Linked DNA regions of Mus musculus: region 2 is linked to region 1. A link is a contact called in ENCODE POLR2A ChIA-PET data. All regions are on one chromosome and are shown on one strand. The core of a region is the stretch at or near the end of the contact, and the rest is flanking DNA. Distances in the headings are between cores, read along the strand shown.

Evidence for each region. ChIA-PET counts read pairs that join two places held with the same protein, here RNA polymerase II (POLR2A).
Region 2: POLR2A ChIA-PET joins it to region 1 with 12 read pairs in embryonic stem cell. The contact joins the enhancer-like site here to the promoter of S100z in region 1. POLR2A ChIA-PET finds 5 or more read pairs at or near these places in 2 of 5 experiments (Patski and embryonic stem cell).

The regions. Positions count from the first base shown.
Region 1 is chr13:95,476,663-95,483,267 of GRCm38, forward strand. It overlaps S100z (S100 calcium binding protein, zeta), which reads right to left and starts at 1,993. Exons shown (of 2, transcript NM_001081159.1): 1 at 1,853-1,993; 2 at 639-797. The coding sequence starts at 1,993. The coding sequence ends at 639. Gm52025 (a long non-coding RNA gene) reads left to right here. Exons shown (of 3, transcript XR_003950528.1): 3 at 1,830-2,208.
Region 2 is chr13:95,531,316-95,537,127 of GRCm38, forward strand. No RefSeq gene overlaps it. Among named protein-coding and RNA genes, the nearest start is that of F2rl1, 9.0 kb to the left of the region's middle. Within about 2 kb of position 3,921, at least 1 of the 3 ENCODE cell types and tissues checked has a DNase peak (open chromatin) inside an H3K27ac peak, as active enhancers do.

The DNA of each region.
Region 1 (6,605 bases), core at 743-3,242:
GAGGAGGAGGAGGAGGAAGAAGAAGAAGAAGAAGAAGAAGAAGAAGAAGAAGAAGAAGAAGAAGAAGAAGAAGAAGAAGAAGAAGAAGAAGAAGAAGAAACAAAATAAGAAAAAGAAAATGAAAGAAGTAACAGGTGGAAGGCGGAAGGCATAAAGCCTCTAACAGAGCCAGCAAACCATTCCCAGAGAGTCCTAGCAGGCTTCTGCTTCCTTAGTCCAGGTTGCCTGGTAAGGTTAGCTTCCCAAGCTGTACAACGTATTAGGAAATAAATTAGTTTAGCTGGTCCCATACAGCCTGCATAAACAGAGTTCTGCTGTGTGGAGAAAGGCAGACTGTGTATCAGGCCAAGAGCAATCTGCCCCGTGACACTTCCTTTTAATAAGTGGCTGAATTTGTGGGTGCTCTCTATTTGACAAATAAGTCATAACAATGTGAGAAAGTTTTAAAGAGGGCCTAAGACCTGGAATAAATAATTGTGTGACGTCAGTATATCAAGGTTAACATAACTTATTGCTAATAAGTGTACATCTATAACATATGTAAGTCACATCACTGTCTGTAAATGGTAAGGACATAGACCCACAGAAGGTACAGACTTTGGATCTGTTTCTGCCATCTGCTAGCGTACTAGCTATCTTTATTTGCCTTTCTTCTTCATTTGCTCTACAAAGTAATCGTTACACGCAACCGTCAGAGCTGCCACCATGACCACAAACTCATTAAAATCCACTTCGTTGTCTTTATTGGCGTCCAGGTCCTGCATTATCTTATCCACCAACTGGGGATCCTTTTGGCACTAAAAAGAAAAAGAAAGTTTCTAACTTGGGAGCCTGGAGGGTCATGACAACTGAAGTCACATCTTCCTTCTGTTTGCATGCAAGTTTTCATTCTCCTACAGACAATCCCCAACATCTATTTACAAGACAATCTGAGCCAGCCTAGGGTCTAAACCCCTGCCTTAGGACCACAGAAACCAGCTCAATCCCCACAGGGCCAGAAAAGCAAAGGAAACACATTCAAGTGAATTATGGATGCTGGAAATGCATTTACTGGAGACCACAGGAAAAACACCAGGACACTGGGAGACAGCGCAGTGACACAGGCAGAGGACCAGGACACCTCAGGATTGTTGGGTGACATATAAACAGAAGCTTCAAAGTCAAAGGGGACAACGAGTGGCCCTACCATCTACCATCAGTAGACTTTGGAGCAATCATGTAACATTTCAGAATTCCCTAATTTATCCCGTAGAAAGAATAGTCTTTGCCAACATGGCATGGAGATGCTCTAACTCATTTGAAGTTGCTTAGTACTAAGTTGGCTGGATAAGGCCAGTACAAGTACTGGACACCTGAATAAATCTGAATTTCAGATTAAACAACATGCATTTTTTCACTAAGTGTGACCCAAGTATTATATGGGGTATAAACTATTTTATCTCATAACTGCACTTAGAACAGTGTCTGAAACACAGAAAAAGAACTATCCAGGAGCCATTTTCCTTACCACTATGGTTAGGTTCTCCAAGTGTTGACAATTACATTGAGGATTTTTTGTTTTGTTTTGTTTTGTTTTTATCCAACATTCAATATTCTGGTGCAACAATAAAAGATGTGGCTGGTCATACCCAGGGCTATCATTATAATTAATAATGGCTAGCTATACCTGGAGCTTTAGACAGTGGAAAGGAAAGTGGCTCCTGCCAGTGTATGCAGAAATCAAGATCTCCAGGGGCTACTTCCCCAGCACTTAGGGTCTTGAGGCAAATGACGGACAGAATGTTCAGAACACCTGTCCCCAAAGCCGTCCCCTCTCTATGTACCAGCAGATGAGGCAGAAAGACGGACTCACTGTGAGGAACTCTGTGAGTTCTCGCTGTAACAGCATCTTCAGTTCCCCCTTGTTGAGCTTGAACCTGTCGCCCTCCTTGCAAGAGTACCGGTGGAAGATGCGAATCATGGTGTCCATAGCCATCTCCAGCTGGGTGGGCATGCTGACGGTGGAGTGGATCACTCCCGGAGCAGGACGCCAAACCAGGGGGAAGGCACTCGCTCAAAGAAAGCAGATGGGGACCCGTCAGCTCTTCCGTGAAAACAGAATACACCGGCGACAGTTCTTAAACTCTAATAACGCTCCATTAAAGACGGTGTTCTGCTTATTCTAGCGCAAGCTACGAGACCATCGCAGGTGTTCTTACTCCACCCCAATTCCCATTCCTGCGACCTGTGGACCTCCAGCGGTTCACAGTTTTGCAACCAAACAGGCCCAGAGTTGTGTTAGAACACAGAACCGAAAAATAAATAAATAAATAAATAAATAAATAAATAGAGCAAAAGAAAAGGGAAATTCTTTACTTCCTACCTGTTCAGCAAGATGTGGCTGTCTACAGATGTCCACGGTTGCCGATCCCCGGGTTTCCACCTGGCACACCTGTTCCCAACAAGTGACAATTATCAGAGACCAGAGAGACTCAACTGGGGATGCCTCCGAGTCTGTTTTTAATCAGCAGAATGAACAGGTGTGCGCTGCTGCCCCGAGGGCCATGGAGGAAGGGGAGTGGGTGTTAGAGAGGAGAAGAGCAGAGTGGGAAGGGAAAGCCCTCTGCTCTGCTCCTGTGGGAATATGGGTACAGCTTGTTGCTAGGAAGTTGATGACCAGAATGGAGTCTAAAAATAAAGGAGCAAAGAAGAAACACTGTTGCAAACCTAGACACTCCTCAGCAATGCTCTTGCAAGGTCAAGGGAGCAGGCTCTACAGACGAGTTCCGCAGACCCAATGGAGTTCTCACTGTCAGAAATGGAAACACTAGAAGCTGCTTGGGCACATGCCCTGCATGAAGAATCCATGTAGCTGAGAGTGGGGGCTCCTGTCTGTTACCCCAGCTCCTCAAAATCTGAAGTAGGAAGACCATGAGTTTGAGGCCAGACTGGGATATAGTGAGTCCCAGACTGGCTTGTGTTAAAGGGAGACCTGATATTGAAATTCATAAAAGAAGAGCAAAATGAGAGAGGGAGAAAGAGAGAGAGAAAGAGAGAACATGTGTGCATGTGTGTGTGTACACGCGTGTTCACGCTCTCAATCTTGTGTCTTCCTAATGAATCACTAAGGACTCGACTAGTACCTGGGCCACATAACGGGTGACAAAGCAGAAGAAGGTGGTTGAGCGTAAGTCTTCCTGGTTTATATGATTAACACCGATCTTAGCCTTATCACGTGTAGGGATACATTACCTGGTGTCTGTGGAGGACAGAAAGGCTTCATACATAGGACTGTGTAGGAGGATTCTCACATAAGTCAAGCTAAGGAGGGGGACAGAGGGCTTGAGTTGGCTCCCCAGGTGTGGCGTGGGGAGAATCTCGTCTGGAAGCCAATCGTACTGTTATGTTTCCTGGGCTGTGTTAAATTCGAAGAGCACTGGTGTCTTCTTTAGGTTCCTGCTAAGACTGTCCCCAAGGCTTTGTGGCCACTTTCCCTCCATTTTGAAAGCTCTCTTACACTCCCGCTCTGAAATGTTGTTCCCGGGGTATTCTTGGACACTTCTATAATCCCGAAATCTTTAGCCCAGATGTCTGCTAAGCAACAGGATGATCTGTCCAACTTCCACCCGGACCCCTTTTTGCTGAAGAGTCCCAGAAGCTTTTCAAACTTGATTAGCATCAGACTAAAACACCTTTCCTCGTCCCACCTCTTGCTCCTCTTGGACCATCTTGGTCACCCACTGCCACGTTTCACGCCAGCTCCTGTCACTGTTTAAATGCCCACTCCTTGCCAGTCCTCGCCACCTTCAGACCTGGAGGTACTCAGTGCAGACTGTCCGTGCTCCTGCAGTCAGGTCCCCGTTCTGCTGTCACAGTTAATTACAAGGGGATCATCACCCTCTCATCTCAGCTCTGTCCCTGCCTACAACCCAGAGAAATGCTGGTCTCTCCTGCCTTGACAGTACCCCACCTACTCACTGACGACTGAAGGCAAATGCCACCTCTTCCAGCTACTTGCCTGCACTTTCTCCAACTCCCCACTCCTCCCAGGGCACCTCCTCCTCTCTTTTAGCACAGTGCTTTGGGAACATTCCTGTAATTGCTGTCACACGTTCTCCACACTTGGAATGAGTACCTGGATCCTAAGCTCCGATATGCCTGGTCCATCTTTGTATTTTACAATACTTAGCATGAAATTAGGCACATGGAAGTGCTCAGACAGACATGCTGGGAGCCACCTGTGTGATTGATAACTGCAATCCCCCACTCTTGGGAGCTGAGGCAGGAGGATGGTCAATCTAAGGTCATCCTGAGCCACATGGTGAATTTAAGACAAGCCTGGGCTATAAAATGCTTATTTTAAAAGGGGGAGTTGAAAAGGAGAGGGAGAAGATTGGAGCAGGGAAAGGAAGAGGGGAGAGGGAAAGAGAGAGAGAGGGAAAGTTGAGAGAGGAAGAGAAGGGAGGGGAGAGAAAAGAGAAAGGGGAGAGAGAGAAAGGAGAGAGAGGAGAGAGAGGGAGAGAGAACCCACTAGCCATGATACATAGACAATGAACTAGGGAAGGGGTCTGTGGTCTCCCAAGAAACTGGACTTTGTCTAGGTTACTTGTCCAAATAATTAATCGCCTTTATTCTGCATTAAAACTTTGCTTACCAAAGGGAGAGGGGGTTATTTCGATGAAATACAGTTTGAGTTTGCATTGAAAGTGCACCGAAGCTACAGGTGCACAAAAGTGGGTAAACAGTGTGGTGTGCGTGACTCTCAACAACACTGTGTTCAAATCGTATTCAACCACAGGGCTCTTTATTTGGAAAACTCAAGTGACAGGTAAGACTTGCAACAGAAAAGGTAGCAAAGGGTGAAATGCTTCGGTTGGGTTTAAGAACTAAGAGCTTGACCTCCCCATGCTGGACTTGCAAAGCCAGGCAGGTTCCTGTTTCTGAGGCCAGTGAGACATAAAGGTTTCCTTTGGTGTGTGCTGCCCCTTAGTGTCAAGTTCTGGAACTGCATCTGAGCGCCCTCTCAAGAATGCTCTTGGATTTGAGCCCATATAACACTGACTGTTAGCAGGGGCTTTATAAACCAGCCCCGGGTATGGTAGTCTCTAGATGGTCCATCCTTTCGTCTCAGCTTCACACTTTGTCTCCATCCCATAATCATCCTCCAAACACTGACACCATTGCATACACTAGCAAGATTTTGCTGAAAGGACCCAGATGTAGCTGTCTCTTGTGAGGCTATGCCGGGGCCTAGCAAACACAGAAGTGGATGCTCACAGTCAGCTATTGGATGGATCACAGGGCCCCCAATGTAGGAGCTAGAGAAAGCACCCAAGGAGCTAAAGGGAACTGCAACCCTATAGGTGGAACAACAATATGAACTAACCAGTAACCCCCGGAGCTCGTGTCTCTAGCTGCACATGTATCAGAAGATGGCCTAGTCGGCCATCATTGGAAAGAGAGGCCCATTGGTCTTGCAAACTTTATATGCCTCAGTACAGGGGAATGCCAGGGCCAAAAAGTGGGAGTGGGTGGGTAGGGGAGTGGGGGGGAGGGTGTGGGGGGATTTTTGGGATAGCATTGGAAATGTAAATGAAGAAAATACCTAATTAAAAAAAAAAGGAAAAAAAAACCCAGCCCCGGTCTGAGATCTCCAGAAAACATTAAGAAACAAAGGTAACACCAGGGTTCAACAAGGCTCTGTCACCCTGGGGACACAGACACACTGGTGACAAATGCGCAGAAGAGCCATTGTTGTCTCAATGTGTACTCCTTTCATCGATGCATGACTCTGGACTCTCAGAGCTAAAACGCCCAGTTCTACATCACAGTTAGTGTCCAAAGAAGGAGCAAGTGGAAGTGAGTGAAGAAGTTTAAAAGAAAGATGACTGGGGACGGGGGAGGGCGGAGGTGGATGAAATTCACAAGCTTGAGATTTTTAAATTCTATTTTATTTGTTTATGTGTCTATGAATTGCTTATTTAATGTGTATGGTGCTGGTGCGTGGTGTGGCTAGGAGGCCAAAGAGGAGTTGGATCCTCTGGAACTAGGAGTTACTGAGAGTTGTGAGCCACTATGTGGGTGCTGGGACCTGAACTGGGTCCTCTGCTAGAACGGCCAGTACTCTTAACTGCAGAGCCGACTGCCCCACCTGGAGAATTCTCTTTTGAGTACCATGCTTGAAAGTGAACCAAACAAGGGAAAGAAGGGGCTGGAGAGATGAGTGCTGGCTGCTCAGTCCTCAGGAAGGGAGCTGGGCTTCCAGTACCTAACCAAGTGAGTATCCCCACACATCTGTGACTCCAGATCTCAGGTGTCTAACACCCTCCTCTGACTCCCGTGCTTAAAGGTAGACACACACACCACAAACATACACACACACACACACACACACACACACATATACATACATATACACAAACACACACCACAAGCATATACACACAGATACACACACACCACAAACACATACACACATACATACAAACCCACATACACACCTCACAAAATCTTGTCAGCATGAGAAAAAGCTAACAAAGTATTGAATTATTCTACCTAAGGAAGAGAACTGGCTTTAAGGGCATTGAGCGTATGGAGGATTAGTACTAGAAAGGCTGGTCACTGCT
Region 2 (5,812 bases), core at 2,671-5,170, 57 kb after region 1:
TCCAGCTGGCAACATCTGGACCAGTGATTATTGATTGAAATAAGTGCATGGCATGTTGAGCAGTCATGACACCACCTGATGACCGTAAAGTCGGCAGTGGAGGATCTGCTGAGCTCAGCTGTTCATTTAGGCAGTCCTTGAGTGGAGGGGGTGGGGGCGGGGTGGAGGTGATAGCTGACCTTCATTACTAACTTGACCATACTGAGAGGTGTCTAGGATTGGATGTGCTCCTATGTGTTGTGGGTGGTTTGTTTCTACAGAGTACAGTGACTGGGAGAGATGTAGGCAGAAACTCCTATGCAGCTGCACATAAACAAGCAGGATAAAGAGCAGGAACAGTGTGCAGCCCTGCCTTCCGTGCTTTCAAAGCAAGTGCCTCTTTTCTGTGGCTGCCGTCTTCCACTGACCTCTGACTCCAGCCTCTTCAGTCTTTTACCAGGAACTCCATGCCAGTGACCTTCCCTCCCGACCTCCAGTGTCAGACTGGAACTGTTGAGGCCCACTGCTAGGTTCTCTGACTGTTCAACCTCCTATTACAGCCCGCCCCTTTTCTGCACACCCTTCTGTGAGCATTCAGCAGGCAGTGAGGGCCGAGCCTGGCTCACTGAGAGAAGGCAGGGTGAGACCAAGGATGGACTTTGCTCCTGTACTAGGAGCTAGAAGTGCTAAGTCAGGTTCACATGGCATAACTCAGGGGAGACACCACCCACTTCATTTCAGAAAAACCCTGTTGTTTCTTATAAAATTATTCATAACAGCCTCTTAGCGTAAGTGGAGAGGAAAAGGGTTTTTTTTAAATATATATATCAGAATATTTACTTAGCATGCAATTTCCCTGTTTACAGCCCTGGCAGTAACCAGAGATACAACCGCTTCTACAATGGTTCTTGACTACCCCTTTCTCAAATTCTCATAGATAGGAGAAATGTTGCCTTCTCTTGTGTGTGTGGTCCTTAAGAAACAGTGGATTCACCTATAAGACTATAAACAGTGGTTAGGAGTGGTGTTTCTCTCATACGGTCAACAGTATTTGTTTTGTTTCTTAGCCAGAGTGACCTAGAGCTTGACACACAGCTGAGTGATTGTCCTGAATCCTTTGGAGTGCTGTCATTACAGGCATGAAGCCCACTGGCTGGAAATCTTTTTCTAAAGAGATAAACTAAGATCACAATGTGGTAGTGTTTGCAGTAGTGACATATGGATGTGTAGTTAACTCCCTATGGTGCATGGTATGGAGCTAGAGTGGAGACAGCCATCCTTCAGTCCTACAGCTTATCAGCCACACCCCAGGGAACAGATCCTGAATACTGTTGACTCAACAACCCCTCTCCCACCCTGGGTCATCCCTTGTCTCTGTCTTGCTCTTTCACTGATGTGGTGACACTAACACCATGCTTTCTAACATGTTCAGGAGTAGCGATAATGGCTCAAAACTTCTTTGGAAACCACGAGAGAACACTACCAAAATGCAAGACGCTGGCATTATTGCTTTTACTAGCCATAGCAAAAGGTCATACTAAAGCTAACCTTAAGGACCTAGACATGGTAGGACATGCCTGTAACCTCTGTATCTGGGAGGCAGAGGCAGGATCACTGTAAGTTCCAGGCCAGCCAGACCTCCATCATGTAATCCTGTTTTAAATTAAAAAGGGGGGGGGCGCTAGGGATGTAGCTCAGTTGATGCTGTGCTTGGTATGTTTATAAAAAGATGAAGAGATAGGGAATATGTTCTATGGAGGGGCGGTGAGGTATGGAGGAAGAGGATGTCTCAGTGGGCCAAGGCATCCCTTCCCCCTGAGGGACCAGCCACAGGAAGGTATAGTATAGAATAGAGTTTATTCAGGGCATGGGGAGGGGTGTTAAGAGGGTAATAGAAGCAGAGAAAGGCAGAGAGAGGAGAAAAGTACAGGCTGGCCATGAGCACACAGGGTGGGGGGGGGGGCAGGGGAGAGGGGAAGCGTGAGGGGACAGGGAACAAGCAGGGAAGAGAACAATAGAACAAGAGAGAGAGGAGGAAGCCGGGCGTGGTGGTGCATGTAGCACTTGGGAGGCAGAAGCAGGCGGATTTCTGAGTTTGAGGCCAGCCTGGTCTACAAAGTGAGTTCCAGGACAGCCAGGGTTATACAGAGAAACCTTGTCTCGAAAAACCAAAAAGAGAGGAGAGAGGAGAGAGAGAGAGAGAGAGAGAGAGAGAGAGAGAGAGAGAGAGAGAGAGAGAGAGAGAGAGAGAGAGAGAGAGAGAGAGAGAGAGAGAGAGAGAGAGGGAGGATTGGTGGAATAGTGCGTCCTTTAGACTGGTCTTTAGGGAATGAGGTAAATAGGGGCTTACTTAGCCTCTCCCTTCTTGCCTTTGTGCTGCTCTCTGACCTGCCTCTTCCAGGAAGGGGGTAGGGGGGGTGAGTGGTCCGGTGAAATTTTCTAACGGCTGAGCTGACCTCTTCAACATCATACACACACGCCACACACACACACACGCACACGCACACGCACACGCACACACTAGCCCTCAGGGTGAGATCTGAGATAGGCTCTTTCCGACCCACCTCCCCTGCCTCTTGGAATCAGAAATGCTGCCTTTCTCCACACTCCAGAAGGGACCATGTGGAAAGGAGTCAGGACCTGGACACAAGGTTCCACAGTTCTGGGTTAAATCTTTCTTCTATCACTTACTAGTTTTATGGTTATGAAGGCTAATTTTGTCACTAGTTTGACACCTCTATACCACCCATCTGTTGTGAGAATTCTGAGGACCCACAGGTATTCCCACTGGGACTAAGAGGTGGGATCAACTGGGTTTTAACTGGAATCCCCGCAGTGACTACAGAGACCTGGCAATATCCCCAGGAGTGTCTGGATTTGTGTGAAAGTCAAGGCACCAGGTTGCAGAGTGACTGCAGGGAGACCTGGGGGGGTGTGGGGGGGAAGGGGAGGCACTCCTGGAAGACGGCGGAGGAAGACAGAGGAAGGGGAGTCTGGGAAACTCCCGGAAGAAGTGGGGAGGGGTCAATTCCCAGCTGCTGCCAAGTACCACAAACCAGTTTGATCCTGTTTTGCTTTTGTGCACTGATCATTAACATTTGAAGGAAGAGTTTGTAGTGAGCCCTGCTGTGCATTCAAGGGAAAAGGGAGAGGCTGCGGAAGGCAGGAAGTGAAAGTGCTTTGCTGCTAGCCTGGTTTTTTAGAGTTTAGATCCGCTAGCAATCCTGGACCTTTCCTCTCTGGCTGATTCCAAAAGCTGTCATATTTATAAAGCCCAAAGGGCCGGAGGGCTTGTCCAACTCAGAAAATGTAACAATTTTGGAATTAAAAAAAATGACTACAATAAGCAAAGGCAACAAAGTGTCACCTTAACTCCTTACCTCTTACAAAATGAAGAGTGCATTGGCTTCTTGATAGAAATGCCAGGATTCAGAACTGGTTTTAAAAATAGATGCCACATCTTAATACGCATTTCCTGTGTGCAACACAACATGTTTGTGTTAACAGAAGATAGCATGCTTTGTTTTCTTTCTTCCTTTTTTTTTTCACATTTAGAAAAGCTATTGATTTTTATTTCCACTGGGTGGACAATTACAGTTATTTTCCCCGTATGAGCCCCCTAAGAGTAAATAGCTATGTTCTGTGTTCAGGTTTGAGTTCTGGAAAAATAGCCATGCACTGGCTAGGATCCTATCTACCTGTCTTACCCAGCTCTTCTGAGAGCTGCAAAGTATCTGGGACTCTCAGCACTAACGTCCAGTTACTTAAGTTCCAGCCCGGTGTCTCCTAAGTGAACAGAGCCTTAGGGAGGTGCACATGACTCTCCCCCTCCCCCAGGTGTGAAGAATGTTAGTGTCTTAACCCTAGGACAGGTAGTTTTGAAGATCATTTAAGAAGCCTCTTTGTTCTCCCAGGATACCTCCTGCTTTGCGGTGGAAGCCAAGGTCTGAACTATAAATGGGTTGAGCCAAGTGGAAAGCAGCTGGCGGCATCTGCTCTTATAGTGAAGGTGTCCTGAGTAGCTCAGGGCGCTTAGAGAAGCCTATGGAAAAGGCCAGAGTGTGCCAGAGAGGCAAGAGCAGAATTCCATCCACGGGGCATCATTTCCAAACTCTCTCACCCTCTCTCCTTCACCTCAACTTATTTCTTGCATCTTTCCTGGGAGCGATCTCCTGCCAGTTTGAGTTCAGCTGGGGGAGGGGTGGGCGCACACAGCTTCAGAGCCTAAGAAAATTAGCATACACCCTCCAAAGGGTCAGCACTGGAAGCCAGAACAGTGAGTGAAGTCAAGAGGAGCCTGGGAAGCCGACGTGGGGAGCTTGGGATGAGGTCAGGACTCTACAGGATTGAAGTGCTTACTCAATGCCCCGCGGGCTCTCCAAATAATCTTTAAAGCTGCTGCTGGCTGGGCAGGTGCTAAAGTCCCTCCTCCCTCGATGAGTCACGGGTCTCCCAAAACCAGTTTTATTTTAGGGCTGCTGAGATGCCGGCAGAATAACAAAGAAAGGGGAGCTATACTAGTTAGCAACAGGAGTTATTGAGGAAAATGGTTTGCACTTAACTGATACTTCCAGGCTTTTGAGTTCTCTGTCCTTGGGACAATTAGCTTATCTGCACCTCCCAGATTCCTCCTTCTTCAGTCAGATAAAGATTGTCACCTAGGCGACAGAGCCTAAGGGTCTTGATAGGGTTTGTTTTCTCTGCCAATTAAGGATCTAAAAGGCAGGGGAAAACAGAACAAAACAAAACAAAAAAACATAAGCGCCCGAGAGATCTTAAACACCTCAGAAAAAATCAGCAGCTAAAGAAGGGTGCTTATTCCCGCAAGGAAACGCAGCCCACCAGCGGGCACACAGAGAAGGAGAGTGGGGACTTCGAAAGCCCATATATCCAGTTTCTTCTCAAGGCCTGGGGAGGGGGGAGGGGGAAGCACTCTGAAGAGCTTTCCTCCCCTAACTCAGATCTGGTTAGCTTGAAGACAGATTGGATGGTTGATGGGCCCACAACGGTTGGTAGCTTGTTGGGATCTGGCCTTGAATTTGGTTAGCCTGATGGTGGGAGACAAAAGCCTACAAGGCCTTTGTTTTAAGCTACCAGGCTTTTGTCTCAGCTCAGAGGGTGAGGAAGAAGACAGCCATCTTGGAAGTTCAAAACCTTTATTACCTACCCCATGGAGGCACCTCTCCCTGTGATATGTTAGAATAGTGGCTCAAGTCTAAACATAGGACACCAGGCCAAAGCAGTTCCACGAGTAAGAGGTTTATTGGGAGAGAAAGAGGCAAGATGGCAGCGGAAAGAGAAGAGGGGAAGAGAGAGAGAGAGAGAGATTGGGGGGGGGCTTTCTTTATACATGGGTGATGACCTAACACAGGTAAAGGTGGGAGGTGAGCCAAGTGGATTCTGGGAATATGGTGGCTGTTGCCTTGGCAATAGGTCTTTGGGTCCCACCTATGTGATGCTGCGGGTTTTGGAGATCCTGATACCGACACCCTGCCTGTCTGCCTACAAAGGACCCTAACTCCTAGTCTCTCAATGGACTTAGTTCTGAGATTATTGCTCAGATGGCAAGAACTAATACTTGTAGAGTGCCTAGGATAGAGTTTGGCACAAAATTTCATCCAAGTGGGAATTGATAGGTTATTTCTCTGCCAGTGTAATGAGCCAGTTCAAACCAGATTAGGATATATTAAATGCAGGTTGATTGGGAAGCTGTTTGCTGAGTTCAGAGTTCACTGAACCCAAAGACCAAGGCCAAAGAGGGGGCGGGGGGGGGAGAAAGAGAGAAGAGAGAGAAAAGGCACCCTAGCAGAGAGAGATGAGGAGAGGGGGAGGG